Linked DNA regions of Homo sapiens: region 1 is linked to region 2. The links are chromatin loops, found by intact Hi-C in ENCODE. Cell type or tissue: endothelial cell of umbilical vein. All regions are shown on one strand. Each heading gives the region's core, and the rest is flanking DNA. Links, peaks and the distances in the headings are about the cores only. Region 1 holds the start of SLC22A15 (solute carrier family 22 member 15). Region 2 holds the start of VANGL1 (VANGL planar cell polarity protein 1).

Evidence for each region. A loop is a pair of places that touch in the nucleus more often than their neighbours do. Peaks named below come from ENCODE experiments on the same cell type or tissue, not always from the same donor. Only the 100,000 strongest peaks of a DNase experiment are listed, where the experiment ranks them.
Region 1: it touches region 2 in a loop (3-fold over the local background); 1 of 110 quality-filtered maps calls a loop at or near these places.

What each region holds. Positions count from the first base shown.
Region 1 is chr1:115,973,825-115,990,559 of GRCh38, forward strand. SLC22A15 (solute carrier family 22 member 15) reads left to right here and starts at 2,689. Exons shown (of 12, transcript NM_018420.3): 1 at 2,689-2,890. The coding sequence starts at 2,804. LOC101928977 (a long non-coding RNA gene) reads right to left here and starts at 3,452. Exons shown (of 5, transcript NR_125970.1): 1 at 3,273-3,452. RefSeq lists silencers at 2,536-2,765, 2,826-3,075, 14,695-14,856. In endothelial cell of umbilical vein, for the core only: a CTCF peak has its summit at 7,765 (motif pointing left); no DNase peak of the experiment used is centred there.
Region 2 is chr1:115,640,464-115,657,198 of GRCh38, forward strand. VANGL1 (VANGL planar cell polarity protein 1) reads left to right here and starts at 1,507. Exons shown (of 8, transcript NM_138959.3): 1 at 1,507-1,623; 2 at 10,814-11,021. The coding sequence starts at 10,951. RefSeq lists a silencer at 1,239-2,228 and enhancers at 1,364-2,122, 10,585-10,879. In endothelial cell of umbilical vein, for the core only: no CTCF peak of the experiment used is centred there; DNase peaks (open chromatin) are centred at 8,658 and 9,738.

The DNA.
Region 1 (16,735 bases), core at 6,472-8,971, 330 kb after region 2:
GCCTATAGTTCTACCTACCTGGGAGGCTGAGGTGGAAGGATCACCTGAGCTGGGGAGATTAAGGCTGCAGTGAGATGTGATCAAGCCACTGCACTGCAGCCTGGGTGACAGAGAAAGATACTGTCAAAAAAAAAAAAAAAAGAATAAAAAGAGAAAAATCACATATTAGGTCACAAAAAATTAAAACAATTTCCAAGATTTAATATAATCTCTGTCTACAAAGCATATAAATTATAAACAACACTAAAAAGATGGTAAAAAAAATAGCAACCTTTAATTGGAAACAAAAAATGCACTAAAAATAGCTCATTGGTTAAAGAAGAAATGACAATGTCATGAAATATTTAAAAGTAAAGACAACAAAAGTACCACATGACAAAACTTGTCGGATGGAGCAAAGTCCTATAGAAAGGTAAGTACAACCTTAAATATAATTATTTTATTTATTTATTTATTTCTGAGACAGAGTCTTGCTCTGTTGCCCAGGTTGGAGTGTAATGGCACAATCTCAGCTCACTGCAACCTCCTTCTCCCAGGTTCAAGTGATTCTCCTGCCTCAGCCTCCTGAGTAGCTGGGACTATAGGCCTGTGCCACCACGTCCGGCTAATTTTTGTATTTTTAGTAGAGACGGAGTTTCACCATGTTTGCCAGGCTGGACTTGAACTCCTAACCTCAGGTGATCCACCAGCTTTGGCCTCCCAAAGTGCTGGGATTACAGGCGTGAGCCACTGAGCCCAGCCACACATAATTATTCTTCAAAAAGAAATATTAAAAGCAAAGAAGCTAAACTTCAAGTCATGTGGCTAGTAAAAGAATTACAAAGTAACAAAAGTAAAAAAAAAAAAAGGAAAGAATTCATATAATCAATGAAATAAAAAAATTCACAAAACTTTTTAAAAAATAATAAAGTAGACAAACCTCTGGCAAGACTGATAAGATTGGAACAATAAAGATGAACACTATTCAGAATGAAAAATGGGACATAAACAGTTAGACCCTTATTTTTAAAAATCCCAAGAAAACAATATGAACTAGTTTATTCCAAAAACAATTTCTAAACTAGATAAAATAGAAACATTTCTAGAAAAAAAGTGGTTCAAGAAGAAATGCAAAGACATACGAATATATCTAGTTATACACACCTATTTATCTTTACCCATTATCTATAAATCTGTAATAAAGAGGCTCCCCCTGCAAAACAAGCTAAGTCTAGATGGTTGCAGGAGAGTTTTACCAAACACTCACACTCATGTTATGAAAGCACTATAAAATCTTACTGCCAAATCTAGACATAAGCATCAGGAAGAAAAGAAAATTATAGGCCTAGTTCGCTAGTCACAGATGTAAAGTCCCTAGACAAAACACTAGCAAATTAAATTTGGCAATAAATAGCAATATCGTGAGCAAGTATTAATAGGATTTATTCCAGTAAAGTTCAATATCAAAAAAACTATTACCATAATGTACCCGATTATCAGATTCAAGAAGAAAAACAATAGGATCATGTCAATAAATGCAAAAAGCACTTATTAAACTTCAGCATTTATTAATAATGAGGATTCGTAGGAAACAGCCAAAGAAGGAAACTTTTTAAACTATTAATAGTACTTATACAGAAAACGTTTCCTTAAGTAAGAGAGAGAAAAAAATCTTAAGAGTTTATAGAGTTTACAGTTTCCAACCCACTGATAAATTCAATTACAGTGAGCATTCATTTAATTGCTAAAAAAAGAAAGCAGCTGACCAGTAAAGCCTAGCTACCAATACGCTGCAACAGACATCACAATTAACGGAAAATTTTGGAAGCATAAGAAGGATACTGGCAGGTCAAGGACACTAGCTGGTCGCCATTTCTATTCAATGTTAAACTAGAAGTCATGGTCTAGACAATGGAATACTATGCAGCTGTTAAAAAGACAACACATAATAAACAAAAAGGCAAATGAGGTTAGGAGGTGGAGGCATGAGGGGACTAACGCAGGTGTCCAGCGTCCCTTGGCCCTGCCACGCTTTTTTTTTTTAATTTCCACCTGACAAACTGCCGTTTATCCTTTAAATACCTTGGCAGCCATCACATCCTGCCCCTTCGTCTTTTGCACTTCCTTTGTACCTCGTGCATACTTCTATAAGCAAATGTATCCGACGGTTTTACAAGAATTTGCTTGCCTACCAGTGTACTTAACCCATGGCTAGCACAGAATAGGACTGGAAAGAAATGCTGCACAGACAGCACTTTTCTCTGAAGGCTCTAGGGCTCCCCAAGCCCCCGCATTAAACTGGTTTGGGCAAAACGACAGGCATTGCTGAGAGCCGCCAGGCCGCCCGCCAGCTGCGGGTCCCCTGTAGGCAGAGCCCTGGGTCACACGCGGACGCGGTCCCGATGTTTCTTCTCAGGCCCTCAGCCCGGCCCACTTCCTCTTTCCTCACTTTAAGGCGCAGACAGCGGTCCCTCTCAAAACAAAACGTACACCAAAACACCATTTTTTTTTTAAACAGGAAGTCCAGAGGCCCGGGTCCAGGGCATCCAGCCCCGGATCTCGAACGCCCTCCTCGCCCCTCGCCCCGCGTAGCCCGGCTGCGCTCCCCGCTCCCCGCCCGGCGTCCACCTCTCGAGCCTGACAGCCCCGCCGCCCGCGCAGGCGCCCCGCCCCGGCCCGGCCCGCCCCGGCCCCGCCGCCAGCGCTTCCATCCCCGCCCCGGCGGGTCCAAGCCGGTGCCGGGCGCCCAGGGGTTGCCGCGCTGGGCGGGAGGGCAGCGCCTGAGAGGGCGGTGGGGTGGCGGGGTTCCTGCGCGCGGCCCGCCATGGAGGTGGAGGAGGCGTTCCAGGCGGTGGGGGAGATGGGCATCTACCAGATGTACTTGTGCTTCCTGCTGGCCGTGCTGCTGCAGGTAAGTCCCCGCGGCCCCGCAGCCGCATTTCCCTCTTCAGGGCCGCCCGGCGCAGGGCTAGGCGTCCGCTCCCAGACCGCCGGGGCCGGGGCCGAGGCCGAGGCTCTGCAAACACCGAGGTGTGGCGAGCGTCGGGGTGGGGCAGGGGCGAGGCGCCGCGCGGTGGCCTGGGCCCGGCCGGCAGCGTCAAGGTCGCCGGCCGGCCTCAGAGCCTCTTGGGTTCTGCTGGGCCCTCCACCCCGCCACCTTGAGTGGTGGAAGGAGCGTGTTGGGGGAGGTTTCTCAGCCGCTATGCTGGTTAAGGAGGGATGCAAAATTGTGTTACCTGCCCTACGCTGTTGCCTATAACACGCTGCAAATATGAAGGGAATTGTTACCCTACCTGTGGCACTGTCACCTTGGAATCTAGGACACAGTCTTGATAATCTGCAGACAAAAGGTTGTGTCTAGGATCGCCTCCCTCTGCGCCGGGTGTCCTCTGCCTCTTTTCCTGGGCTTGAGGGGGCTTACTCTTCTAGGGGCTTTCAAAGCATAGGATTTATTTCCCTCTGGTTTAAGTTCTGCTGGCTCATTCGGCCCTGCGCCAGCCTTGGGCTGAGACTCCCGTGAGCCGAATAGTGCCATCTACCATGTGTGGTTATCAAATGGAATCACTTCTTCATTATAAAGAATTCTCAGAACCTACTTGTACACCCCAGCCTCAAAATATCGATTCCATATGCGAAAGGTCACTACAGATTAACTGCGCCAGGCAAGGATTAGTCCTTCACCAACTTAAATGGCTCATTTGACATTAGTCGCTTCTCTCAATATGCCAGAGGCATTTCATTCACAAATCCTTTCTTAGTATTTGCTGTGAGCCAGCCATTTTACTCTTTCCTTCAGTCATCAGGTTTAATACGGGCTAGGATGTGCTGAACATAGGGATGCCATGGTGGACAAATCATTGACTGCCCTCAGGAGCTTGCATTCCAGTGGCTGCGGGTGGGGCAGGCAGACAGTTAAGTAATTTAGTTAGCATGTGATGATAGTTATTCTGCAGGAAGTACAGAGTGGTCATGGATATAGCCACCAGTCCACAAGTTGCTTAAAGCTTGCATAAGACAGTGGCTCAACAGGAAGATGGGGGAAGGTAGGGGTTGACTTATTGATTAAAATGTTTGGAAGTTCAGTTGATTTCATCATCAGCCAGAAACGGTTCAAATGATGGAGTCAGTTCTTTTTCTAGCCGAACAGTTCTCAGCTCACGAATATGTGGTATTCTGAAGTTCTTTTAAGCTCGTTGTTTTAGCTTTAAACAAGCTTTCCCCAGGGAGAAAAAACGTTCAAGCTAAATGATAAGAGTATTTAATACCGAGAAAGAAGAATTGCAACCATGATGCCTGATCTTTATTTATAACAGTTTCTTTGAGAAAACCCTTTTTTTCTGTTCCAGCCATGAATTCCAGGAACATACATCCTTTCTTGAACAATCCCAGCTCCCCATCCCTCTATCCCTACCCTTCACTTCCTGTTATCATTTTCTTATTTGCCTAGCCAAGTATCCACTAACTTGGAGTAAGTTTGTCTTCAGTAGAGTGAGGTTCTAAAAAGGCCAGTGTTCTCGGTTTAGGACCTGTTAAGTTTCTCTAACTTACTTTTATTTATGGTTGACCCAGTTAGTTAGAGTTTGCTATCAAAAAGTTCCAAGCCCATGCCTATGACCGTTCACTAAACCTTGGATGATTTATGGTCAGTATTTGCGGTACAAGGACCAGGTCTTAGAGTGTTGGGGATGAGTGACTGATTGTTTATCTTATAGATGTGGGTGGGAAGATGCCCTGTAGCTGTGCTTATACCAGTGGAGGAGATGCCAGCCTAGGCAAAAGTGAATCCTTCACATGCTACGTGTTTTTAAGGACTCAGTTACCCCATTGAGATACATGATCCAGGGGGTTGTAGAGCCACCCAGAGCTACCCTGGGTATGAGAGTGGATATCCCCAAAGACCTCTCTACCAAGTCTGTTGTTGGAGATGTTTTGTATTACGGCAGCTGGTCTGTGGAGTGGGAGTACTGTGGAGTCCCATTGCTCAGTTGTATCACAGGTGATTTCATCATTCTTGGGGATGAGGTTTTGCTTCCCCCAGCAGAGTAAGAAGCCCTTTTTACACAGTTGCCTTAAATGAAAGGGGGTTTTTCTGCTTTTAAAATCAAAGGAGTTTTCGTACCATTGCCCAAGGAAGGGGCAGACCAACAACACAGCAACAAGGCCAGAGAGAGGGAGCCTCTGCTTCAGTGGGAGCCTTCTCCCCATCTGCGATTTGATAATGATTAACCCCAGCTGAGAGGCACAAAACCAGAAGGACAGAGGTGGAAATTTTACAGGCCTTTTAACATTTTCCTTCTTCTGGGACCATTATTATTATTTTTAAAAATGATTTTCCCTTTACCCCAAACACATCTATGTTCAAACTAAGAGGACAAAACCACATAGCAAAGCCAATTCTAAAGGGTTTTTGGTTAACTGTTTTCTTGAATTATTGGTACCATCATGTAGATCATCAAAAGTTACTTCACTATCCAGTTTCCTTTGGCTAGGAGACTTGCCCTCATACTCCTTGCAAACACAATTTTTGGAATCTCAATAGCATTCAACTTTGAGATAACTAAAGAACAGATGCAGATTTTGCAGATTTTTCCTCAGCGTAAGATGCAAATGCCCTGAAAATGGTGATATGTGGTATTAATGTACATAAACAAAAAGTGAAGGGAAAAAGATTGCCTATGTAAAAATGGTTGACTTATGAATAAACAATAAGCTTTACAGTTAGAAACATTCTTACCATCAAAATGTACTTGCTCTCCCTAGGATCAGAGCTATCTGCGATATTTAAATAGGAATAATTCTATTTAGCATATTACTGTTTCTCTTCTGATGGTGATTCCGAGTTGCTGCCATCGTCACTATTTTGTGTTTGTGTATGTGTTTGCTTGTTGTCTAGGCTCTCTGGAGGAGGAGGGTTGGAATACAATTCATTGTTTCTTGATTCCTTTAGACATGCAATGAAAATGGACGTTACTTCTTTGTTCTAAGCCAGAGGCTCCTGCTTTGTCATTTTCCTCAAAATCATGAATCGTACATTATATTATAATTTGCACAGAATTTAAAGCCCCCATTTACTATCAGGAACATGTAATCTATAACAAGCATTCACCAGCAAAATTGTGATGCTGTGCTATGAATCTCATCTTAGATTCTGGTGTTCAGGAATGCATTATTTTTATATATATATTAAGTATATATATATACTTAATAACCTTATTTTTTAGATCCTGGAATGACCAGTGCATTAATATTATCCATGCAATAAATAGCTTTTCTCAGCATTTTAGAAAGTAGAATGATTGCAGAAGAGGAAACTGTAATAGTCAACACACGAAAAGATGTTTTAACTTCAGTGGTCATCTGGGACAGGCATATTAAAATGGATATGAAATACCATTTCACACTTGCTATATTAGCAAACATTAAACAATCTAACAGTACAAGTGTGATGAAATGATAAATAGAAACTATACCCCATTTAGAGAACAATTTGGCACCATCTAGTAGAATTAAAACCTAGCATTGAACTCCTAGGTACACATCCCACATTGTCCCTTGAGCACGTGCATAGGGAGATATGTGTAAGATGTTTACTGCAACACTGTCTATTATAACAAAAGTTAGAACCACCTGACTTTCAAAACAAGACTGGATAAGATGTGGTATAAATTTAATAGAATACAACGTCTGAAATAAATGAACTAGATCTATATATGACTATATGGAGGAATTTCTAAAACACAATGTTAAGTGAAAAAAAAGCAGAACAGTGTATACTATGTGACACATATTCTTAATACAAATTTTAAAAACACACAAACCAATGCTATATTTGTTTCATAAATATATATAAACAGTATAGAAATATAAGAACATGGAGTAGAAAGATCCACACCCAATTCATGAGATTGGTTGCCTCTTGGGAAGGAAGGGAAGGGGTGGGCTTAGGGGAGGGTACAAAGGAGATTGCATCTGTTATCATTTGTTAATTGTGATAGTAGTTTCATGAATCTTATTTTTTGCTTTTCCATATTAAATATTTTTAAGTGAAAAGATGGTAAAGGGAAGAAGATATGCATATCTAAGAGAGAATACTATAGTTTGCTGTATGAGAATAATGGTTCATTCTTTTTTAAAAATCAATATTCCTTTGATCAATTATGGCTGTGAATTGTGGTCCTTTAAACACAGGAGGGTGGGGTAGAGTGAGTTTTATTCAGCCTGTTTTGTTAAACTTCATGTAGAATGCTATCACAGCTTACCTTCCCTATCTGCTTATACGTGGCACCATGTCCCTCCACAGGAAATTCTTAGGTCTGATGAGATATGGCTGAGATCATAGCTGGTTCTTCTAACCTCCCTGGCATAAGCAAGTGATGAAGTTCACACCATAAGCATTAGTGAAGCTCTTGTTCAGTTATAAAAGACTAACTGTCATCCCCAGGATGTTCTCACCATCACTGAGGCTTCAGCCATGATGAGAACCTATGGTCTTACTAAGACCCTTTCATGAGTCCAAAACATGTGGCCATTTACCAGGGCTCTCTGTCAGTTTGAGCAAGTTTTATGCAGCTCCTACTGTCAAATTTTATTTCAATTAGCCCTCACACAGTGGCCTGGAGGTTGGGTCTCCTGAGGGTTTATGGTGATCTGGGAACTTTTGCCTTTCACCAGTTTAGGTGGGTGGGGCAAAGAGACAAACACAGTGGTTTGGTCAAAGAAACCAAACCCACACTGGCCCCCACACCCTCAGGAAAACTGTTGTTGTCCATAGACAGACACTGCCCCCTAGTGTAAAGCAGATAAAGTTGTTGATCTATTAGACAGATTTTCCTCCAGGGAGGCTGTAGAGATACAGGAGGCCTCCAGAAGGGTTAAGGAGCTCCTTTGAGCCTGGATGTCTCAAGAATTAGGACATTCCATGGAAAGCAACTAGACTGATACCTCTGCAGCACCCAAACCCCCAGCCGAATGCCTTCCAAGGCCATCCCTGGCTGTTTGACTTGTGCCTTGACAGTGAAGGTATTATCTTCCAAGATAGCACAAAAATAGTCATTAAAGTCACGAGGACAGGCAATGTGAATATGGCAGAAAGAACACTAGGCTTGAATGTTGTGCTACTCTGCTGCAAGATGGCATTATTAGGCAATTGTTATTAGGCAAATGACCCATCAGTCTCTACTGTGCACTTGGAAATGGCTGGATCACGAAAGTTTAATTTGTTTTGCAAGTTTAGGATTTCTCAGAGTTTCCCAATGCCCAACAATTAATTGGCCTTGGGGCAGTGTTGACCCTAGGTTTCAGAATACCAGCTTGGTTCATAACCACAATTAGAGGTTGCCTTAGAAGAAAAAGACTCTCAAATCCAAAGATGCACACAGCTCGGGACTCTCCTCTCTGACTTCTTTGACCAAACACTCATGCAAATTGATATCTGCCTTCATGGGACATCATATAGTACTCAACAAATGGCATATGGTGATTGTAGAAAAAAGAGAAAATATAGAAATTAATACAAATCACTAGTGATTCTACCACCCTAAAGTAAAGCATGCTCACATTTTGGTGTATAGCCTTCCAGACTCTTTATTATATAAATATTGTATATCCATCTTTTTTGCAGAAATGTGTATCATAACTGCATTTTGTCTCTCAGCAATGTTGTGAATGCGTTGCTATGCATGTAAAGGAACAACTACATATTTTTTAGTGGCTGTAGCATGGTATTTCAATATATGGCCATAGTATAATTTGCTATTCAGTTCTCTTGTGTTGCATATGTTATGCTTCCTCTTTTTCAAGTTCACAAACCCACGCAGCCCATGGTATTGGTTCTTTCTTCTGTTCTGACCTTTACTTCTTGCCAGTTGATTGTTTATCAGTCTTCTCAAGCCCAGACTTCTCCTGATTCCATTCATATAGTTCTACCTAGATGCTTTTTGTCCCAACTTCATGGATAAAATAGAGGTTAGCTGGTGTAAATTTTCTAAACATCGTTTCCTTTTACTTCAAAAGTTTTTTTCATCCTCACCTATCTTAAATACCTTCTCTGTTAGGGAACATGTCCAAGAGGAAGACATGTTTCTGCCCTCTTGCTAGGGATATCTTTTCACTTTTGTTTTTGATTCTATGTAATCCATCAGTTATTTCTAATCCTATCTCTTTCTGCATTCTCTGCAGAATAGCCTGCATGGTAGATATATGGAAATTGTATTAAATAGCATTAACTCTTAATAAGTGATAGAGTTATGCCCTTCTGGAGCCTTCTTTAGTTGTGTTTATCTAAGGAGAAAGTCTCATTTGGTGTTAGCACTTCTAAAAACATTTCCAAATATTTCTGTTTTAACAAAGGGAATGAGCTAGCATGAAAGAATTAGAGGAGCTTCAGTAGAAAACATTATCTAGTTGGAACTTAATATTATTCTGTTTTATTGTATTTATTCATTTTCTTTTAAAACTTCTTTTAAAATTATGAGACATTTCTGATGGAAAAATACAGAGAGTAATATGACAAACGCACATGTACTTGCTTCCAGATTTAATAAATGCAGATATTTTGCCTTATTTGTTTAATGTTGTGTCAGTCATAGTTCTACTGGAGAAGCAGGACCCCTAGGATGGAGATGTGTGTGTGTGTGTGCACGCGCACATGTGTGTGTATGTGTGTTTATGTAAGATTATATATGTATAATCGATGCATCATTCATTATGGAGATTTGACTGTATACTGTTGCGGGAGCTCGTTCAGCAGGCCCTGTAAGGCTGTTGTCTTCGTGTGTGATGTTGGAGCTTGAAGTCTGCAGGACAGGCAGTCGAGAAGGGAAGATATGATCTGGAGCCCATCAGAAGTGACTGGAATCTGTGTCATTCTCCCTGCCTCCAACCTTGATGAAGTGGCTGCCTTTCATCATAGAATTAAACATGTACCTGGGCAAGGAGTCAGAGCAGCTGAAGGAGGATCCATGGGAAGGTGGAGTGGTTGCAGCCTCGTGACTGTGCCACGCCAATGAGGTGGACCAGCACATAAGTGGTAAGCTATGTGAGGCACTAAGGCACCTGCCCCAACCTGGGCATAAAATGCAAAAACAGCTGCTCTTTCACTTTCACCCCTCTCCCAAATCTAGCCTGAAAATGTCTCCTGTGGCCCACCTTAAATAAAAACATACTAGCTAACACTTGGCATTCTAACATTGTGCATATTTTTGTAGTTCCACCTGCCAAGTGATGTCTGAATTGATATAAAATTCTATTTTATGTTAATTTACTAAAATTAAAACATTTGAATTGATTTTAAAGAAGACTATTGAGTAAATACTAGCAGACAGAAAATGGGCATGTGAAAACTAGCAAGGGGTACTCAGATGACTGAAGTTAGGGAAAAGCTGAGCTAGCCATATAATTCTTCCCAGTTATGTAAAGATATATTCTTTACTTTCCTGACTCTGATTGGGCTATTGCTTTACCAAATAATTTCTTTTCCTGAGTTTTGTTTTCATTAACTCCTTAGCAGCCTTTACTACCTGCTCAAGTATCATATTAACAACCTTTTCCTGATTCTCCTAGGTGGAATTCACATCTCCATTCTTTGTGCTCTCATGAACTTCATTCCCAGTATGGCTAATATAGCATTCATCACAATCCACCTTGTATTTACAGCTTTGGATATACAGTCATGCCCCACATAACAATGTTTCTGTCAATAATCACATATGCGACACTGGGCCCATAAGATCATAATGGAGCTGAAAAATTCCTATTGCCTAGTATTTCCTGTGCTATATTTTTAATTGTTATTTTAGAGTGTACTCCTTCTACTTGCAAAAAAAAGTTAACTGTAAACCAGCCTCAGGCAGATTCTTCGGGAGACAGTCCAGAAGAAGGCATGGTGTGATAGGAGATGAGGGTTCCATGTCTTCAGGATGTTGTTTTCCTGAAGACCTTCCATTGGGACAAGATGTGGAGGCAGAGACAGTGGTATTGATCCTGACTCTGTGTAGGTCTAGGCTAATGTGTGTGTGTCTTAGGTTTTAACAAATAAGTTCAAAAAATTTTTAAAAATAGAAAAAAGCTTATAGAATAAGGATATAAAGAAAGAAAATATTTTTGTACAGCTATATAATGTGTTTGTGTTTTTAGCTCTGTTACTACAAAAGAGTCAAAGAGTTAAAACATTTTAAGTTTAAAAAGTAGAAAAGCTACAGTAAGTTTAATTATTATTGGAGAAATAATTAAAAAAATAAATTTAGCCTAACTGTACATTGTTTACAAAGTCTACTGTAGTGTCCTAGGCCTTCACATCCATTCACTCCTCATTCAGTGACTCACGCAGGGCAACTTCCAGTCCCGCAGGCTCCGTTCATGGTAAGTGTCCTTTACAGGTGTACCATTTAAAAAATCTTTTATTGTATATTTTCTATGTTAGGTATGTTTAGAAATACAGATACTCACCATTGTGTTGTAGTTACCAACAATATTCAGTATAGTAACATGCCTTACAGATTTGTAGCCTAGGAGGAATAGGCTATGCCATATAGCCTAGGTGTATGGGAGGTTATAGATCTAGGTTTGTGTAAGTGCACTCTGACGTTTGCACAATGATGGACTCGCCTAAGGACACATTTCTCAGAACGTTTCCCAGTTGTTGAGTGATGCATGACATATGACTGTTTGTTGTCCTCATTTGAATGCATGTGCCTTGAAGGAAAAGACTACTTTTTATCCATTTTATCATCTGAGGTGCATAATATAATGTGTTGCAAAGTTTTGGTGCTTGTTACAATTTTGTTTTTTTTTTAAAATTAAACCATTGAAGAAGAAGGGATGGTCAGCTGGTGGTGTTACCATTTTACTTGAAAAAGAGAGAGAAGGCCGGGCGCGGTGGCTCATGCCTGTAATCCCAGCACTTTGGCAGGCCGAGACAGGTGGATCACAATGTCAGGAGTTCAAGACCAGCCTGGCCAAGATGGTGAAACCCTGTCTCTACTAAAAATACAAAAATTAGCTGGGTGTGGTGGCGGGTGCCTGTAATCCCAGCTACTCGGGAGGCTGAGGCAGAGAATTGCTTGAACCCGGGAGGCAGAGGTTACAGTGAGCTGAGATCGCGCCACTGTACTCCAGCCTGCGTGACAGAGCGAGACTCCATCTCAAAAAAAAAAAAAAAAAAGAGAGAGAAACAGATGCGATTAAATACTTTGTTCAGAATTTTTTTTAAATTTATTTTTAAATCGAGGTGGAGTCTCACTATGTTGCCCAGGCTGGTCTTGAACTCCTGGACTCAAGTGATCCTCCTGCCTTGGCTCCCTAAAATGCTGGGATTATAGGCATGAGCCACCACACCTGGCCTAGTCTTAATTAGTGATTGGAGCAAAAATTAGCTAACAGAGTTACTAGTTTTTTTTTCATCTTTTTTTTTGGTTATACCATTATGCAAGGAGTTAGTTAAAAAATGTATTTGATAGACTATACATATTTGATATATATATGAGATAGACTTTTATGTATATAGCAGTGTGTTGGGTTCTTTAGAGGGAAATAGCAGTATAAATTAGGGTTTCTTTCCTTCAGGAGGTGACAAATCATTGAAAATTAGAGTTGAACTATTATCTACACATTATATAATGATACAAAGCAATATTTCCCCCGTAAATAATACAGCCAACTAATGCTTTGGAAATTAAGAAGGGAGACGGTGTGGTCTAGAGTGATTTGTTGAAGCCGTCAGAGAGATATCTGAGCTTGAGCTGAACTTTGAAGCTTGGATTTAGGGAGAAATGGGAAGGTCATTTCAGGTAGAAAAACATAAAACTGGAATAAGTGTGGAAGAGGGAATAACTTATGCCCTTGCTACACAGAGTATGGTTGTTGGTTGTTGCAGCTTATTGGAAATGCAGACTCTTACCCCCACCCCAGACTTAGGGAGTCACATTAAATTTGGGAAGCACTAATATATGCTATTTGTACAGTGCTATGCAATTCACTGTTGACTATGGAGGAATCCCACTTGACACTGAAGATGGGTTAATATGATATTAATGACTTGGATAAAGATGTACCATTAGCGTCTGGTCTTAACTGGAAGAAAACGAAACAGAGAGGTTTGGATTTGCTCAAGGTTTAATTAGAGCTGAGGTTCAGACTTGGATAACAGATTCCACTGCTTTCACACCACACAGTGAATAAGTCATGTTAGGGGAATTGAATAGGCTGGTAGAGGAAGCTTGAATGCAGATTAGTTAGCACCTGGACCATGTGGTGGAGGATCTGGAATGCTAGAAAACTTATCATTTATCCATTAATACGTTTTGACTGGAAGAGTTTCATGAGGAGTTTCAGGGAGATTGATCTGGTGTCATAATGTAGATAGATTTTTTTTTTTTTTTTTTTGAGACGGAGTCTTGCTCTGTCACCCAGGCTGGAGTGCAGTGGCGCAATCTCGGCTCACTGCAAGCTCCGCCTCCCGGGTTCACGCCATTCTCCTGCCTCAGCCTCCCCAGCAGCTGGGACTACAGGCGCCTGCCACCACGCCCAGCTAATTTTTGTATTTTTATTAGAGATGGGGTTTCTCTGTGTTAGCCAGGATGGTCTCGATCTCCTGACCTTGTGATCTGCCTGCCTCGGCCTCCCAAAGTGCTGGGATTACTGGCATGAGTCCAGCCAATGTAGATAGATTAAAATGAGGAAGAAACAGTATTTAGAGGCACCAGTTACTCCGGGTGTGTTAGTGTGTCTCAAATTTTACACAAAAAAAAATAGCTAGTATTAGTAAGTCAACCAACAAATATTTATTGAATACCCACTTTGTGCTGGACACTGGGCATATAATCCTGTCTTCATGATTATGGTCTTGCTTATGTAATGCTTTTGATTGAGTCAATTAGGTAACTGAGTACTAAATGCATAAAAAAACTAAAGGTAATGGCAACAATAAAATAATCTTTGATTCCTCCCCTCCCTTTATTTTCTCCGAAAAAAGCTCTGGCCCCAAAGTTAAGTGGTTCTCGTTCTCATCCTGGTTTTGCAATTAGTGTTTTATATAACATTGAACAATTTACTTAATCGTTCTGTATCTCATTTTTCCTACTTAAAAAAATAAACATTGTACTGAACCATGACTTCACAGCACAAGGTATTGTGATGAGATAATTTATAGGAGACTTTTTTGGTTTCCTGAGAAGTATTATAAGAGCTCTTAATGGTGTTAATATGAAATTACTTTAAAAACCTTCACTTCTTGAAACTTTAAAAATTTCAATCCCCTAGTGCATTTTAGTCATTTTTCTAATTATAATTACATTGAAAGGGGGAAAAAAATCCAGCCATCTGTGGCACTTGTTCTCCTTCCCTAGAGGTAGAGCTAGAGAAGATAATGATTTATTTGAGATGTTGTTATTCCCACTCTGGTAGACAATGGATAGTGGTTGCTGTTTGTGGCTTTAAGGCCCATCTGCTGATGGGTGCAATTTTATTAGGCAAAAATATGTGGGTGAATGTGTGCATGGTAGTTGTAGATAACAGTGGAGAGAAGAACGAGCGAATATTTTTGTTTTTTGGGGGGGAAAGGAATACTATGTGAGCTGTGTGAATTTGTCACAGCCAAAGATAGCAAACCAAAGAGAACCACCCCCATATTCTATGTGTAGGTGATTCTTCCCCATGGCTAGTTAATGCTAAGCCATCTTTGACTTTCTATGACCATATGACCCTTGTGTAAGTGACTGCAGAATAGAGGATCTATTTTTTGGGGGGGGACTCTCTCTGTCACCCAGGCTGGAGTGCAGTGGTGCAATCTCAGCTCGTTGCAACCTCCGTCTCCTGGGTTCAAGCAGTTCTTCTGCCTCAGCCTCCCAAGTAGCTGGGATTACAGGCATGTGCCACCATGCCCAGCTAATTTTTTTTTTTTTTTTTGTATTTTTAGTAGAGACAGGGTTTCACCATGTTGGTCAGGCTGGTCTTGAACTCCTGACCTCAAATGATCCACCCACCTTGGCCTCCCAAAGTCCTGGGATTACAGGTGTGAGCCACTGCACCGGGCTGAGGACCTAGTATTAATCTGAATGCAGTGTTTAAGCATTGCCTCTCTGAGCTAATTTCTCATAGTACCCCTTTCATAGCATTTATGAAACAGTATCATTACTGCTTGCCTCTTCTGGCTCCCTTATGGTTAGCAAAAGTAAGCATGACTATGGGTATTGGAGGAGACAAAAAGGCTAACACCGTTTTATTGAGGCTGGCACTGCATAGAAGAGTTGCAAGTTTCTGACTCTTCTGGTGGCATAAAGCTGTGGACCTGTGTGTTCTGTGAGGGCCTTGGATGTGTGTGTGTGTGTGTGTTTGTGTGGGTGTGTGTGCATGTGCAGGAGGTGGGTGAGGAAGACATTGTGAAGAGTGGGAGGAGAACAGAGAAGATGAGAAAAGTGGAAAGTGCTTATTCTGCCTGCAGGTTGCTAGAAAGAAAACTGGTTAATACTGATTAATACAGATAATACTGATTAGGTAGATTTCACTATTCCCTACATTATGAATAAGGGTATATAGCAACATCACTTTATTTTTGAGTTGTTTTCTCCAAACTGGCTTTATTGAGAATGGTGTCCTTCATAATGGACCATGCCTCAGATTAGAGGACCCTTTGGAGCATTTCTTCTTTTATCTGTAAGGTTGCTTATCCTAGAACAATCCAGATAAAAATATGATATGTTGGCCAGGCACAGTGGCTCATGCCTGTAATCCCAGCATTTTGGGAGGCCGAGGCAGGTGGATCACTGGAGATCAGGAGTTCAAGACCAGCCTGGCCAACATGGTGAAACCTCGTCTCTACTAAAAATACAAAAATTAGCTGGATGCATTGGCAGGTACCTGTAATCCCAGCTACTCGGGAGGCCGAGGCATGAGAATTGCTTGAATCCGGGAGGCAGAGGTTGCAGTGAGCCAAGATCGCACCATTGTACTCCAGCCTGGGTGACAAGAGTGAAACTCAGTCTCAAAAAAAAAAAAATGATATGTTAACATATATTCAAAAGAAACTTTGAATAGTGCCTCGCACATAGTTAGCATTATAAAGGCATGTGCTATTATTGGTATTCCATCCTGGTCATTTATTCATTCACATGTTGAGTGTGTAGGCCCTGGGTTATTTGCTTTGGAAGCTCAAAGGTGAATCAGACTTAGATCCTGCCTTTAAGGAGAGTATATTTCAATAGAACAAAATAAAATAAGCAAATACATAAATATAATACAGTGAAGGAAATGGTTCATGCTCTCAAAAGTCTAGATGGAGCTTTAGGAGTGAGCAGCAAGAAACAGGAGAGGACTTCTGGAGGGCTTGGAGACACAAGCAAGACAGTAAGGAAGTCTTCATGGAGGAGGTGATATCTGTGTTGCGTCTTGGAGGATGGGGAAAGCTCAAACATTTGCAGCAGGAGAAAGTGCCTTCCAGGCGAAGCGAATGGTATGAATAAAGGTAGGAAAGGGTACATTTAGAAAACATGACGAGTTTGCTTTGCCTAATTGAAGGCTGTGCATTCACTAGAACGTGTGTTTCGAGTCCTCTCCTCCCGAGTTCCCTTGCCCCATGTTTTTCATTGCTTTATACCCATCAATTAAATTTCAGCAGAGTATAATAATCAGGGGCAGTTACTAAATGGGTGTAAGTGGCTTTGTAATTATAGCTGCTGCTAAATGTGTAATCTATCTGTTCTTATAATTAGTAAGGTTTTTATTTTTATAAGCTGATTACCTCCTATTCGAAAACTTCTGTAAC
Region 2 (16,735 bases), core at 8,311-10,810:
AGTTCTACATTTTAGAGATGAGAGAGACATGTTTTTATAATGTTCTACATTTCTGACCCTGAGTGCTGATTTGGGTGAATAGACCATTGGCTTTACCCATAGGAACCTGGCTGCCTGAGTCAGCAACATCTGCTCTCTGGAGCCTACTGGGAGGCTGGGGGTGGGGGAGGAAGATGGTCTAGGCCACTGAGTGGGGCAGCAGAGCCTGGGGACTAGGAGTGGTGAAAATCAGCCACATTGAACATATGGGTGTCTTCTCAAGGAAATGTGACATATGCGAGAGAAAATGGAGTCTAGAAGGGATGAGGAAGAGGTGATCAAGGGAGTGAGGGGTTCTTGGAGCCAAGGTTCCCTGATTAAGGCTAGTCAGGGTGGGCCTGCATTTCCCCACCCCAAATGCCCGCAATACTCCTGTAGACAACTCTTAGGAAATTCAGCACTTCATTATACACTGCTTCCACTGGAAAATCCTGCCACGTAAGCAGCTTTGGGTCCCAGCTAGATTGGAGATGATCAGTAAGGAACCCTAATGCTACCAACACAAGACAACTAAGAAAAGTGCAAATATTCATGAAAATCGTTGCCAACTGTTTTGTAATCCTCACCACAATCCTGCAAGGTGGACAGCAGCATCCTCACCACTTTTCAGACAGGTAAACAAAGGCTCAGAAAGGAAACAGTACCTGGTTGGAATCAGCACTGAAGCTTCAGCTACCTGCCTGCAGAGATGTGCTCATCTAGCAGTTTCTAGGAGACTAGGCTGGCGGCAGTGCCTGCTCTGATAAGGGAGGAGGAGGGGAGAGGCTTGCTGTGGTGGCTTGTAGGGGGTGTGTGTGTGTGTGTGTGTGTGTGTGTGTGTGTGTCTATTTGTGGGGTCATTTCCAGGGCTACATGTGAGTTTAAGTGTGTGTATATGGGTTGAGATATGGTGTATATGGATATTTGTCGGTCAGTTCTTGGAAAGTGTGTATATGAGTGTGTGTTGAGTGGGGTTGGGGGGTTAGTCCCTGAGCCGTGTGAATATGTGGATGGGGGCACTCGTGAGGGCAAATGGGCTCGGATTTTGTGCATGATTGTGTGTGTGTGTGTGTGTGTGTGAGCTTGAGATTCCAAGTATGTGGGGGAGGGAGGGGGCGGTGTCGGAGATCAATCCCTGGGCCATGTGTTTATAGTGTGTGTGTCTGCCCAGAAGAGAGTGGGTTACTGGGCTGTGCACGTCTGTGTAGGGTGAGTGTGTGTATGAGGGTGAATGAGTGTGGGAGGTGTCATTCCCTGGTCCGTGTGTAAGAGTGTGACCGCGCACGCCTTCGTGTGTGTCCCGGGTGTGTGGGGTCGGGGCGGTGACGAGGTGAGGGGGACGCCGGCCGAGCCCCGCCCTCCGCTGCAGGTGGGCCGGCCCCGCGGCGGGGCCGGCAGCGCTAGCTGTTCTTGGCTCGCGGCCGCGCCGGGCTCGCAGGGCTGGGCTCGGGCTGCGGGGCGGCGCCGGGACAGGAAGCGGAAAGCAGCAGTGCAGCGGCGGCGGCGGCGGGGCTCTGCCTCTCCAGGAGCCCAGCGCAGGCCGCAGAGCCGGGGCCGCTGTGAGCCGAGACCGCGGGCCGCGGAGCTCGGGCGGCCGGCGCGGAGGTGAGTCCCGCGAGAGGCCGAGCGCTGCGCGGCGGCGGTCCCCGGGGCAGACCGTTGGCTGGGAGACGCCCCCACCTCGGACCCCGCGTGCCCCTGCGCCCTCCTCCCGCATTCGCCCCGCCGGACTTCGACCCCGGGTGGCCGGCTCCCGCCTCGGGCCGGGGGCTCCCTCCCCTCCTCCGGAGCGCTCCGGGTAGTGCTTCCTCTGACTCCACTCTTCTCCCCATGCGTTGCGCCCCTCCTGGCCCTGCCGTGCGATCTCCGCCGCACCCCACTCCTTGGGGTCCCGGGGTTCCCTGCTCACACCTCGGACGTCCCTTTCTCCCCGGGCTGGCCTTTGGAGTGCGCCCCTTCGGTGCGCGTGCCGGGGCGGCGGGCAGGCCGGCAGGGAGTGGCCGAGCGTTGGAGGCACCGGGCGGCTGCAGCAGCCGTGCAGGGCGGGAGCCGGGCGCGCACCGGGGTTCCCACCCCTGGCGGGGCTCGACCCGGGCGCCGCCTGGCCCTTCGCCAGGAACCGGGACAGAGCTGGTCTGTGTGCACACCTCGCTCACAAAAAATTGAGCCGGCCCTGGAGGCCTGGGGGGCGAGTCCGGTTGCGCCTCGGAGAGCGCAACAGGCAGGTAGGAGTTTACTTTCAAAAACGCCGGGGTGGAGCAGAGGCGCCTGGCGGGTCTCTGCCCAAGGTGTCCCTGCTGGAGGAAATCTCACCGCGCCGGGGCAGCCTTCGCCACCGGCAGGACCTCATTTCCTTCTGCAGTCTTTGAACTGCCCCAAGCATCGCGCCTAGAGAAGTGTGAAGCTTTATAAAAATTTAAACGCGTCCGTGGTGGCGGCAGCAGTGGGGCGGAGCCGCGGCCTGGCTGCTGTGTGATGAGCAGATGAGACTTGGAGCTGAGGAATCTGTTGCTCAGTTTTCACTTCTCCAAACCAGGTCTAATGCCCACGCTGCGAAGGTGTTGTGAGCTCTCTTAGATTCTCCTTAGGAAGTGTTAGAGCGCCTTATGATGATGATTGTGTAGATGGCCCATGCATTTTGTTAAAACTCTTGACCTGGCTTTGGTTAGAAATGAATGTATTCTTAGACACTTAGTCCAAAAGCTAACAAACTGTAAAAGAATCTGGCATTTTCACTGACATGTTTATAAATTTTACGGGGCTGCTGAAAAATATTATAACTTGTATCACCAGTCAACAATGCTAATTAGCATTCTCCCGTCAGTGGGTGGGTTGAGTACACAGCTCCCAGGCTCTGCAAGTGAGATGGCAGAAATTGTCTGAATACAGGGAGAGGTAATTAGCCATTTTCTGTAACCACTAATTATAGAGTTTTTAGGGTTGAATTAAATCAATGTGATATAGTTGGGGCTTTGATTTGTGGGAGGAAACTGTTTCTTTTTCCAGTTCAAAGAAATAACACGCTTCACCTATCCATGAGCATTAAACATTCCCAAACGTTGATGTCTCTCAGTATAATTAGTGAAAACACTCAGTGTGGAATTTCACTATTAACAATGTTGGCAGTGAGGCTTGCTTGCAACTTAATTTGTAAGTAAAATGGGAGAAGAATTTTGAGAGTGATATATTTGTAAGGACTGCTTGCCAAGCAGTACATTTTTATTGTCTTATGTATTAAGCAACAGGACAAAACCATAAAGGAAATTTAAAGTTTCTTTACCAAGCAACAATTCCATGTCACCCTTTGTTTGAAGGATAAATGTGTTGAATGAAGAAGGCATCCTCCCCTTCATCATCCCCTTAACACACTTATATACACACACTGTGCTTGCTACCCTAGGCCTTATCAGCTATTTTGGTGGGATGGGCCCTTGTCACATTGTGTTTTAATTGGAGGTCTCCACATTGGGGCTGTGAGCTCATTGGGAGTTAGAACTATTTTAGATCCATTTCTTTTCTCCTGAGTGCCCCACGATGCTTGGAACACTGAACCTGTGAGTAGAAGTTGAAATTGCAAAATTCTTAGTGGGGTTATATGTGGTTTGGGACAATTTGTGATTGTTGCTTATACTCCTCTATATAAACAAACAATTCTAGTAATTGCTACAGTGCTGTCAATTTTCTGTAGCTAAGAACACAGGTTCTGGAGTTAGACTCTCAACGTTTAAGCCCTGGCTCCTGTGGCAGTCTGGTTTCCCTAACTAACATGATATTAATGTCTTATTTTTCTTAAACACTTGTTATGCGGATTAAGTGAGATATTACATGTAAGTGACTTAAAACAGCATCTAACACATAGTAAACACTTGACAACTAGAAACTGTTAGACTATTACCATCATCTCTGTAAAATCAGCTAGCTGGTTAGGGTCTCGCTGTATAGGGCATGTGATTTGGGCATCATGCTATTCTATTTTCCTTAAGATGGAAAAGATTAGGTGGGCTTGTGATTGGACCATGTTTCTGTTAGCAATATTGGTTTGGTGTTAGCAGTATTGGTTTGATGTTAGCAGTATTGAAGTTTGATGCAAGGATACATGTGTGTGCTGTTGTCTCTAGCAGTGTCCTTCTGAATCCCAGTTACAGGACAACAGTGATCAGACTCTGTACCATCAGATTTACAGAGGAGATAGTACTCATGAGATCTATTTTTCTGAAGTTTAAATATCTGGCAGGGAACAAGGGAGTCACTTGCAAGCAAATATACATCACATAACTCCAGACATGTTAACGATTCACACCTCTTCAGAAATCTGTACCCAGCTGCTGGAGGTGTTTCAGGGGTAATTAATGACTGGAGCCAAGAGAAGTTATTCTGGCAAGGTGAGTTGAAATCATTGGCGAAACAAGTAAAACAAAGTTGACATTTTCTTTCCTTGTAAATAATGACCCAGAATCATTCATTTATAAGCTGTTGTAATAAAAGAATCATTGGGTTTGTCACAAATGCCATAAGCCCAGCAGATCCTCACATCAGTGACCTGCATGATGTTTGGTGGTTTATAGGCCACAAGTTCAAAATGTTTTATAGATTTGCCCTGCATCTCTGCCCGCTCCTTTCCAGCCCATGCCCCTCCAAATAAACCCACTAAAACACACACGGTTTCCTCTGGTCTCTCTGACATTTGCTTCCAACCTGGGGATGGTAAATAGAGGCCTGTAAGAAACAGAATAGAAATCACTTGTTACTCAGCTATAGCTAATAGTAGCAGTTAAAGGTGGTAGCAGAGACCAGAAAAATGTGTATAAGTTCAGTGAAAATGATACAGAAGTTATATGCCATACAACCCCTTCAGTTCTTCCTAACTGAAGGAATTTTACTCTAGTGAATACTAGTAGTAGTTGACAGCTGTGAGTGCCTACCACGTGCTAGGCACTGTTCTAATAATTTTTATGAATTATCTCATTTAATACCTACCACAGATCTATAATATAAGTAAAATAAAATCTGTTGTTACAGTTAGGGAAACTGAGGCAGAGAGCAGTTAAGTAACTTGTTCTGAGGTCACACAGCTAAGTACTAGAGCCAGGATTTGAATGCTCTTCACCCACAATTTGGGCTCATTGCTACTCTCTAGAAGAATAGTTGACTCTAAACAAAATTATTTCAATTGTCACTTTCCCCTTGAGTGCCATTTAATTAAGAATGGGTACCCCTAAGAAGAATGTTAGCTTCAAGACATAATATAAATAATAATTAATAGCATAATCTCTGCAGAATTCTATGTAAAAATCAAATATTCAGAATAATATACACAGCATATATAAGCATGGTTGTACCAGACACCACTTTTCCTTGGAAATAGATCTACTTACTGCATAGGAAGCAAAATCTCTCTTTAAATTCAGTGCGTGTCTCTGTAACCCTTACAAAGTAACTTTCCAAACCAGAGCTCCCTTAATTACTTAATAGCTCTAGGCAGAGCTGTTGATGTTTTTATAATTTCCTTTTTGCGAAGGTTAGCTTATGTTTACCACTGTCATTATCATAACATATTATTTCCTTCATACGATTTGCTAAACACTGTGTTTTCATATTAAGTAGTAGGATTTTTATATGAGTGAACATGACTTTAGGAGAGAATTCTGTTTGAGGCTGATTATCTTCATTTTGCTTTTGATAAAGGGTGGTGAAGGAGGTTCTTTCTGACATTTTTGCCTAGGAAGTCCAGAATTTAGGACACTGCCACTTAGAAGCACTCTGTGCACCTATCTCCCATTGTTGACCTTGCCTGCATGCAATGTGGTTCAATGAGCCTGGCCGTGTCCTAATATTTGCCTCCAGCCCCTACCCAAGCAGTGCCAAGCAATACACTCTTAAGGGGTGGGTGACCGGTGAGGCAAGATGCTCTTGGGCAGTGGCTGAAAGAGGCTGCTGCTGATTTTTACTCAGTGTGTCTGGCATACGAACTCTGCCCCTGAGTGGGACTGCCATGCGAGCCAGTAGTATAGCTTTTTTTTTTTTTTTTTTGATAGTTCTGGTATCACGCCTCTATCTAATATCTGCATCTTTTTTTTTGCCACCTCTAAAACTAAGGATTTAAAATAGATAATTTCTAAAGTTTCTTCCACAATGAATCTATGGCCTCATGTCCTAAGATCTGCCACAAAACCCTTCATTCAGCAGACATTTATAGGGTACCCATAATGTCCTAGGAGCTGGAAAGACAGGCAGTCATGAAAGTGCCTCTGCCCTCATGGAGCTTACAGCCTGTGAAGAAACTAGACAATAAGTGATCACACAAACAAATGTATCACTGGAAGTTGGATAGAAAGGAAGAGTACAGGGTACTAGAGAAGAGCCTGACTGAGATTGAAGGATCAGGAAAGGCCTCTTGAAAGGAGCAGTATTTAAATTAAGGAGTGATGAGTAGGAATTTGGCAAAACAGGGCATGTAAAGGGTGAGTACCAACAGATATACTGGGCTCTGCCAAAGCCCTAAGACTCTACCTTAAAGGAGCTGGGGCTAGAGAAGGAGGAGGGAGCTAGAGCGTCGGGCAGGACATTGCATACCAAATGAAAGATTTTTGTATTTTATTTAAAGTGCAGTGGGACACCACGGAAAGGTTTTAAACAGGGAAGTGACGTCTGCATTGTAATTTAAAAGGTCACTCTGGCTGCTGCCCAGCCTGGGCCAAACACAATATGAGTCATGTCAGGGGTCAGTATGATAGACAGTTCCAGGTTCTAGGAGCCATATTCCCACCTTTATATGACTGTCCTATTCATGCTGCTGTGACAGCCTATCAGTGTATTACCCTGGGAACCTGATTCCTTTTCATTGCTTTATTGTCTTTTCTGATAAGGGATTCCTTCTGACCTTATCATGAGTTTGGTTAATTTCTTGTGTATGCAAGGGAACTATCTCATAGATATATCATTGCAGTGGTAAGCTTCAGGATATCCTTTTCCATTAAGTCTGTTGAAGTTCTTACCTTGGCTCAGACTCTTTTAAAATAAGTTCACTTCGGATTTTATTAGTTTGCCTCTTATTGCATCCTCTTAGTCCTCACTCAGATCTTGGATAGGATAAGAGTTGGTAACTATTAGAAACGGTATGACTTAGAAGGGGCCTGAGCTGTGTATAGGCTGGTGAGGACACCTGGAGGCTTTGTAGTGGTCTAGCCCTGTGTAGGTGGAGCCTGGAGGAAGTGGGTGGCTGTGAATCAGTAGAGTGAAGGGAGGATCAGAGAGGGTGTTGAAGGTGGCACAGGGTTAGATCCTTAGGATGAGGGTATTGCTTTAGCTGAGGAATTGGGAAGAACAGGACAGGATACTGGAGAGCACCTATGAGAGGGATGATGGTATTCCCAAGGGGAGCAAGAGGAATCTCAGTAGGAAATGTGCACTTGGGATTTAGTCTTTCAGTAAGTATTTGTTGGGTACCTGCTATGTTCAAAATATCCTGGGTGGAGGTAAGACGTAGTTGCTGTGTTCAAGGAGCTTCTGCCATAGGAAATCTGTGGATGGAGAAGACTGAGAAGAGTTTTGAATGTCAAGGGATAACGTGATGAGGGGAGAGGAGAGGGAGTGTTAGAGGAGAAGTAGTAACATAAGCGGCATCAAATTGGAGGCTAGCCAGCTGCAGAGAAACTCTGCTAGGGCAGGCAGCATGCCTTTGTCATTGCTGTGCCCTAGCATTGCCTAGCATGGTCTTGTAGGTGCCACTTAATATGGAGGTGGATGGACTAATAAATGAAATAAAAAGCACTGGGGGAGGAGGACAAGGATGTTACTTGGCTCATAGCAATCCTTGGCCAACTTTGAGTTGTTTCAGTGGAGTGTTGTGGATGGAGATTTGGACTGAAAGTGGAGAAGGAGGGAGTGACAGCATGTATAGACCACTCCTTTGGTAAGTACAGGAAGGAACCATGGGAGGGAAACCAGACTAGGGTGGTTGGTAGAGTTAGATAAAGCCTTTCCCTGGAGGGCAGTTGGGACCCATGGTTTCCTTTGAGGGACAAGCCTGGAGTTGTCTTAATGAATGGCCACAAGTTTTCAATGAGGACAAGGAATGAAGTCCTCTGGCAGAGGGGGAAGGGAATAAAACTTGGGTTACCATGTGCCAGAGACTTTACCTTTGCAGTTTCATTTAATCCTCACAAGAACCCTGGGAAGAGAGAGTATTAAATGACCTCATTTTTATGGGGCAGGGTTGGATAAGCTCAGAGAGGCAAACATTTGCCCCCTGATGTCACAGCTAGGAAGCACCAAGCTGGATCTGCCCACATCTGCGGGGCCTGGGCCACCTGCCTCTGAGACACTCCAGCAGCATTTAGCAAAAAGTAGCTGGAAGTTGGGATGGAATGGGGAATCCAGAGTTATGGGTTGCAAGGCAGAGTGTAGGAGTTGTGAAGGGTTAATTATGAATCTAGAAGAGAGTGGGAAATCGGTGTTCTGGGCCAGGGAACTGGACATTTGAATCTGCAGATCAGCAGAGGCTGGGTGAGGGGCTTTCAGGGAGGATCTCAGTTCACTCAGGGCTGGAGATCTTCGAAGCACATCCTAATGTTGACGTCTGCCTGTTATGAAGCAGGTGAGAAAACAGCAAAGCCCAGGGCAGAAAGGAAGTGAGACTGAGGTGTTGAAAGCTGATTGAAATTGCTAGTGAAAATGGTGGAGACAGTAGGCAGAAAAAAAGATGACTCAGCCCTTGAAGTCTTCTAGGAAAGTAGGGTAAGTCCAGGAGCAAAACTTAGCATTTAAAAAAGGCCTGCTGTGTTTTCACATTTAATCTTTACAGCTACCTCCCCCCACAAACCCCCACCATAATAGGCTGCCTTGCTTCCTTTTTATGGATTGGGAAGTCTCTGAGGCTCCAAGGAGAAACTGCTTTGCCCAGGTGTACAGCTAGTTAGTAGGCAGCGGACTGAGATGTGTGCTCCGTTCTGTCTGACTGCAGGTGAGCCTTGTGGCAGGAAGGCCGGCACAGAGACTCTGCTCTGCTTCTTTCCAAGCATTTCTCTCATTAAAAAGACAGAGGAACAAGCATTTCGGAACCCGCAAAGAGAGTGCTGATAGACAGTGACTTTCGTTTACCTAGCACATCTGGAGCTCGCGCTGGGTGCCTTCATAGTTGTTAGCTCATTTGGTCTTCACGGCAACCCTGATATTTGCATTTTACAGTTACATGTTCAAAGAGGTTTACTAATTTTGACTGGGGCCTGATAGCTAATAAGTGAGTAAAACCCGAGATTGGAACCCACCTTTGGAAACTGTGTCTGCTTATATTTTCAGATCTACCTGTGAGGTCGGTGGCTGGTTGGTTTACCCTGTTTAACAGATGAGGAAACTGAGGCATAAGAAAGCAAGTGGCTTATCCCAGGTTGTACTAAACAGTGGCTGGGCTCAGACTAGAACTCAGGTTTCCCCAGGGCTAGCCTTGGGCTCCTGATGGCAGAGGAGAAGTGAAATGGTAAGTCAGGGCATCAGGGACAAAGGAGGCTGGCCCTGGGTGGCAGACCTTGGAAGTGATCGTACCTGACTCCCAGGAAGAATGAATGGTAAGGGTAAATACACCCTAACTGGGATTAGAGGCTGTGGGGGCTGTATTGGTGGTGTATGGCAATTTGTGCTGACCTGATTCCCTCCAGACTTATGTGTTGTTGCTGGGGTCAGGGAAACTTGGCCTCCTCCCAGGAGGGTTAGGGTATGGCATTTACAGCTCCTTTGTTTTTTCTTCACACTTATCTCACTGGCTGTGTTTGCAGTTTCAGCTTCCAGCGGCTGGAAGAAGGAACCCTGTTGAGCTGAGACTAGCTCTGGGGTGAGGGGTGCAGAAAGAGACAGAACTTGTGGATCTCGGTTTTCTAGAAGTAAAAATTTTAGCATGTGGGAGCTCAGGAATGTACTTGGAAATGTTTCCAATTTATTTTTATTGCAAAGCAATATCTAATGAAAATGTGGGAGAAGACCCAGGAGCCTGCAAATAATAAATTGCCTGCTTTCATTTTCTGTGTCTCCTTTTAAAAATCTTTGTCCTTACATAAGCAATTTTATACAATTGTAACTGTAATGTTGGTTCACTGTGTATCAACAATACTGTATCCTGCTTTTAAAATTCATCATTATAAGAGTTTCTATTCTTTATAATGATCATTTTAAACATATGTGATACTTTTCTGGTGGATGAACCATGTTTTCCTTACCTATTCCTGTATTCTGGGGGCATTCAGATTGTTTCTAGCATTTTATTATTTATAGACAATGAGACCACAATAATTTTTCTTTAAAAAAGAAATCAGTTCCCTCAGATAAATTCCCAGAAATTCGGATCCTAGATCAAAAAGATTGAAGATCTTTTTTTTTTTTAATTGACTTTTGGAAATTATGACCAAATCCCTTAAAAGCAACTTCGCTGGGTATTGTTTTTTTAACCAGCAAACTGGCAGTGGGGGGCTGGGCATTGTGTGGAGGGTCGCAGATGTGGAAAGCCACCTCCTAAAGCCAGTGAGCAGGGGTCAGGTCATCCTGAGGACGTGGACAAGTGCCTCCCATTTTCCTGCTGCTGTGGTAGGGGTTCAGCTTGCTCAGCGCCTATCCTGTCTCCCTCCCAGACACCTGGGAAAACTGGTTGCTGCATGGGTGGAGCATTTACAGTTCAGTTGCTTCACCCTCACTCGCTTGTTCCATGATAGAGACCCCAGAGAGGAGGTGTGGCTTTGTCATTTATCTTTCAGCCCCATTAAGGTTGGCTCTGAAGATTAATGTCTTTTTTTTTCCCCCTCTTTCCCAGAATTTGTTCCTGTTGAAGAGTGGCTCCTCTTCTAATTTCCAGACTCCTTGAGGTTTTAGGAGTCTGGTAGGTGAAATTTTCTACCTCTAAGGAGAAACAGTACCTGCTCCTTCCTCAAGCGCAAGCCCTCCATTGCTATGGATACCGAATCCACTTATTCTGGATATTCTTACTATTCAAGTCATTCGAAAAAATCTCACAGACAAGGGTATGTAAGTTGTTCATTATTACACTTTTCCTTTTGGGGAAACCTACAGGTTGGTGGGGTTCTCTACACTCACTTTTCAGTGACTCAGCGCTGGACATTTGGTCGGTTGGTGCATGAGAAGCTGAGCTTTAAGAGCATTTAACATTCTTGGGAGTAACTACGTCACCAGTTTACATTTTATAGCCACCATTAGAGTTGATGACTTTAGTTTCTCACAATTGGTTTTAAATTAAAGTTTCTTCCTGCAGTGGAAATGTTTTTCATTTCTAGGTATTTCTTTTTTTTTTTTTGAGACGGAGTCTCGTTCTGTCACCCAGGCTGGAATGCAGTGGTGCCATCTCGGCTCACTGCAAGCTCCGCCTTGTGGGTTCACGCCACTCTCCTGCCTCAGCCTCCCGAGTAGCTGAGACTACAGGCGCCCACCACCACGCCTGGCTAATTTTTGTATTTTTAGTAGAGACGGGGTTTCACCTTGTTGGCCAGGATGGTCTCGATCTGACCTTGTGATCCGCCCGCCTCGGTTTCTAGGTATTTCTTATAGGTATCGGCTCTCCTGAAAGCTTTATGAAGAATGTAAATGGAAGATTTAAAAAGTGTTCATTGCTTGTTGCTTTTCACCTGAAGTTGTTGACTCATTGTCCATTATGCCTTTGTCATGAGGCTTATTTAGTGAACTGGTAGGATTGTCCTGGCACCTTATTCTTTTTGACTAATCTTCAGGTGAACAAGTTTGGGTTTTGAAAACACTGTCCTGAGTGATATTGGTCAAACTTCCCCTTCTCTGCAAAATTAGCAGGTGTGCACTGGTATTCTTAGGGCCTGCTGTGTTACTGACCTGTAGAATGTTTGTTAAGTAGAAGAGCAAATGAATGAATAAAGAAATCAGTGAACAGATAGGTGGCACTGTACCAGTTAGAATTGTACTTGGTGAAATTGCAGTGCTGCTGTTTACTTAGCCTTGTCATCTGTAAAATGGGTACAGCAGTCCTCTCCTACAGGGCTGTTGAGAGGATTAAATGAGATTATGCATGTGAAGCATGTAACACAGTACAGGCTGGAGGTCAGTCAACAGTGGCTAAAGTAATGCTGTAATGGCCTTGGCATTTCAGCACTATGTTCCAAGGTATCAACTGGCCCCAGCCCAAATGCCCAGCTCTGCACTGGCTTGGGAATAGTGATTGTAGTGGTTTTTCCCTGACTGCGCTCTTCCCCATACAAGCAGCCGAATGCAGAGTGAGATTTTGTTCTGTAAAACAGCAGTGAGCTACATATATCTAATTATTTACAAGCCCATCTGGATTACTAACGTAGAAAGAGGTTTGGGAGGGTGACCTCCCAAGCTGCCAGGAGTGGTCATCCATAGGGGGAGGCTCGGCAGAAGCTGGAGAATGATGGAAATTTTCATTTATCTTTTTGTACTTGTTCAATTTTTTTTACAAGTGTATATTTTGTAATTTTTAGAAATGAATGGAATATAGTATAAGGATAGGTTCTCAAAGATGTTTGATGACTTGAGGAAACGTTCATGAGACCATGTTAAAAGAAACAGGATTCAAAATGTTGTATGCTGTGATAGTTACATAGACATATGATGAGTATTCACATAGTGACTATGCCTGTCTCTGAGTGTAGGATTATGGTCGTATTTTCTTTTTAACTTTAATTGTTTTCTAAATTTTTATGTATTGCTCTTATCAAAATTTGGGGAAAACATGTCAGCGAGCTTGTGCTGGAGTCCAGGTAAGGCTTTCAAATAAGGATGAGAAACAGAAGGAGCTCGGGGCAGGTGCTGCTGGACGGGGCCTGTGGTGACATGGCAGAGCCCAGCTCCTGAGACAGTCACAAACCCTCTGGCCATAAGAATTGAATCACACATTTCAGCTGGTGGGTAAACTTACCAGATTTAGTTATGAAATACCAGAAACAGCTGTTTTAAAATACCAATTTTGTTTAGCACTACCAATTCCCTTGTCAATACCAGGCTTCCCTCATCCACACCACAATGACAGAAGTAGGAATTTGGGATTCCCTGGGTGCTTGGGGATGAACAAAGCAGGTTGGCTTTGCAGTATCCTTTGTGGGAACCATCTCTGGGCTCTTTTGTCTACACTCGAGTTCTGACTTTCACGCTTCGGGGCCCATTGCTACGCTCTGCTATTTCCTTAGGCCTCTTGGGGCCTCCAGAAATTGATATTCCAATGCCCTTGTAGTAACTTTAAGAGACTGTAACTTCCAATTAAAACAACACGCAGAATTTTTAATGCATTCTTGGACCCATATAGAAAGTACTTGGCAAATGTTAATACAAGCTGAGTCTTTTAATCAATTATTCAAAAAATGTTCCTGGATATCTACTCTGAGAAAAGCTCTGAGAGAGGAGATGAACCTTAGAGATTTGTAGGTGCACTCCATGGGTTCTTTAAAAAACACCACTACCACCTACGGGTGGTGGATTCTCCAACTGACTGCAGCATAGGGCACAGCAACTGTGGGGTGAGAGGCACCATCCCTAGAGAGCACGGGCTGTGGTGTACTTTGCTGGGGCCTAAAGGATGTTAAGCAGTAGGGTTGCCCCCCACAGGCATGAGAGCAGGCCCCAGGCCCAGCTAAGGGTATTTTGTCCAAGGAGTGTTCCTGTGAAGGCTGCCCTGCTCAGAGGTTTGTTGGGAACTTGAATGGAAGGGTAGGAGGCGGGTTGGGGTTGGAGGGGGACCATGCTCTTTGGTAATTTTAGTCAGAGTCCAACTCAGGGAGGAATAATGAAATGCACCAAACTTGATATGCCTGATGACACCATGATCATCTTAGAAGACTGGCCAGGTTCCAAGCAGATGACAAGTGACTGTTTTCTAACAAAGAGGTCAGTGGCCTGGTTTTGCGATGCCTGCAGTCTCCAGAGGGTGTCCAGTTAACTTGCTGGGAGAATGGTGTGGACTCCTGCTGACCCCGCCTAACTTTTGTCATTGTGGTGTGGATGAGGGAAGCCTGGTATTGACAAGGGAATTGGTAGGGCTAAAAAAAAAAAAAAAAAAAAAAAATTGGTATTTTAAAACAGCTGTTTCTGGTATTTCATAACTAAATCTGATCAGTTTACCCACCAGCTGAAATGTGTGATTCAATTCTTATGGCCAGAGGGTTTGTGACTGTCTCAGGAGCTGGGCTCTGCCATGTCACCACAGGCCCCGTCCAGCAGCACCTGCCCCGAGCTCCTTCTGTTTCTCATCCTTATTTGAAGTTGGGTTTGGAGCACAAGTTCCCTAATTTAAACAGAGCAGCTGCCAGTTATGTTAACTGCTTTGGGGGTGTCTGCTAGGCCCCTCCCTCATAGCCATTGTCTCCTATTCTCACAGCAGTCCTAGAATGGCGGGAGGTCATAGCCCCATTTTACGGGTGATGAAATCGAGGCACAGAGGGCAGTGTTATTTGCCTAAAATTACAAAGTTAGTAGGTGCCCTCAGCAGATTTTGGGCCAACCTTGTTTCTTTAGAAGAGAAATGCTACTTTAGGAAAGGGAAACGAAGGGTGACTCATGTGATTGATGTGCTAAAATGCACAAAAAGAGGGCCGCCGGGGCAGTGAGGAATTGGTGCTTTTGTTTCAAGGCTGCTTCAGAGTCTGTGTGTCCTGCGCCCAGCGCTCCTACCCCAGCCATAGCCAAGAGGAAGCAGCCAGCCGGGCCCCAGCAGCCAGCAGAGAGAAAGGACGGGTCGTGGGTTGTGGGAGAGAAGGAAAGGGAGGAGTAACCGGTGGGGCCAGCTTTCCCCAAATAGAAATAGGCAAACAACAGAAACAGGACTAAATAATCTTCCCAGGAAATGCTGACTGTAAGTGAGAACAGTGAGAATTACAGGGGTTCTAGCTGGAACGAGGAGGGTGACAGCAACCCCCAAGGGCTTAGCTCTAGAACCACCTAAACAGATGCATTTGCTCACACACGTGTGGTGCAGACACATGCCCGGGCTGCCTGCATGCCACCACTTGCTCTTCCTGCCCCTCACACAACACGCACAGATATACTTATCTTTACTCATACAGGCAGATGTTGCGTGGAGACAAATTCAGAGATAAAGATACGAAGAAAAACTCTCGTAGCTGACACAGCCACCCAGCAAAGGCACAGAGGTGATCCAGACCACTGAGGCAGAGTTGGAAAAACACACATGTATACATGTGTTTGTAACACCTCTCCCTGTGGCTTGGCAGTCTGTTTACTCTCCTGGTCTCCCATTTCCATACTCTTAGATGCCGTGAACAGATTGTCTTCATCATTGGGGAACCCTCTCCCAGACAGCACTTGGCAGCCATAGGTTTTCCCTGGAGTTGTGGCATCTGGAACTACAGGGATGAGCATTTGAGTACATATTACAGTGAGGTGGCCACACTGTGACCCGCAGTTCTGCAGACTGGAAGGCACTGAATGCCAGGATTTTTGCAGAGTGTCACTATGAAGTCCTGACTTGGCTCAGAGACCTTCTTAGAGCAGTAATTCGGGACCAGTGGATTTCTGATAAAGTTATTCTAATTTTCTAATAATTGTTTTCTAATAAAAGCCATATGGCAGGTCCTGCTCCCTTGGTAGCATGACCAGTACCTGGCGCAGTGCTAGTGCTGAGCTGACAGGAAGTGCCTCACCTTCATCTCTCACTTGACAGTGGGTGGAAGGTTCTTGGCTCGGTATCCCTCAGTCATGACTGCACACTGTCCTGAGCTTTTCTCCCAACTTCATCCACTTCATACTATTTTAATAAAGCGGTGCTGTGTATTATAACATTGTGCAGCTGAGCATTACACTCATGGCTCCCATTATCAAGCCCCTGCTATATACAGGGCATTTCACAAAGAAGCAAACTTCCAAGCAGTCACTCAGCAACCTCCTCCTAGGAGCATTTGGGGAAGAGAATCTTGGGGCAAGTTTCCTTTACCACCTGCAGTCACCTGGGATGCTGGGAAAAATTTTGATTTCTGTTGTCTCCCTTCCAGAAAATTATTTGAGAGTGGGGCCAACAAATCTGCACTTGAGTCCATACCTAGGATAGTTTTTCTGTGCAGTTTTTTAAGTTTAAGAGGTTTTTAAAGTTTAAGACACACTGGTTAGGGTTTTGGGCTCTGGAGGATGAGAAACCTTGCTTGGGTTATCAGATAACAGATTCTTCTCTGGTTTCCCTCCGATGTTATCAGGGGAATTGTTGGTTGTTTCACATTTGGGTGCTCCTGGGCCTTTTAAGAGCCAGGCTGGGAGGGCTGGTGATGGCAACCCTGGCTGGCAACAGAGGCTGTTTCCACCCCTGGGTGGCTCCCCACCTGCTTTCTGCCCTGGTAGGGTTCAGGCTCCGGGAATTGGCACTCAGTGAAAGAATTTTGATTTCCAGTGGAATTTGTGCTGTCACAAGATTTGACCCATGGGACTAGTGAATAGATAGATGGGTTAGGTGAGCATGTGACTTGGCTGGTGGCCGAGAGAGTGATAAATGTGAGAGTAGCTGGGGAAAATGGAAACGGATTAAGATAGAAGAGGGGCATTGTCCATCTGGCCGATGGCAGGGCTGGTGGAGCAGCAGTTCTAGACTATTCTGAGGTTAGTTCAGAAACTGACCTAACAACGTGGGAAGTCTCTCCCAAATTGTTTATAGTTTCTCACAGTGGGTGCCTTTTGAAGTGATTGTATTTGACAGCCCAGAGTGTTGGGCACACAGCTTTGTGCTATCTAAGGTCAC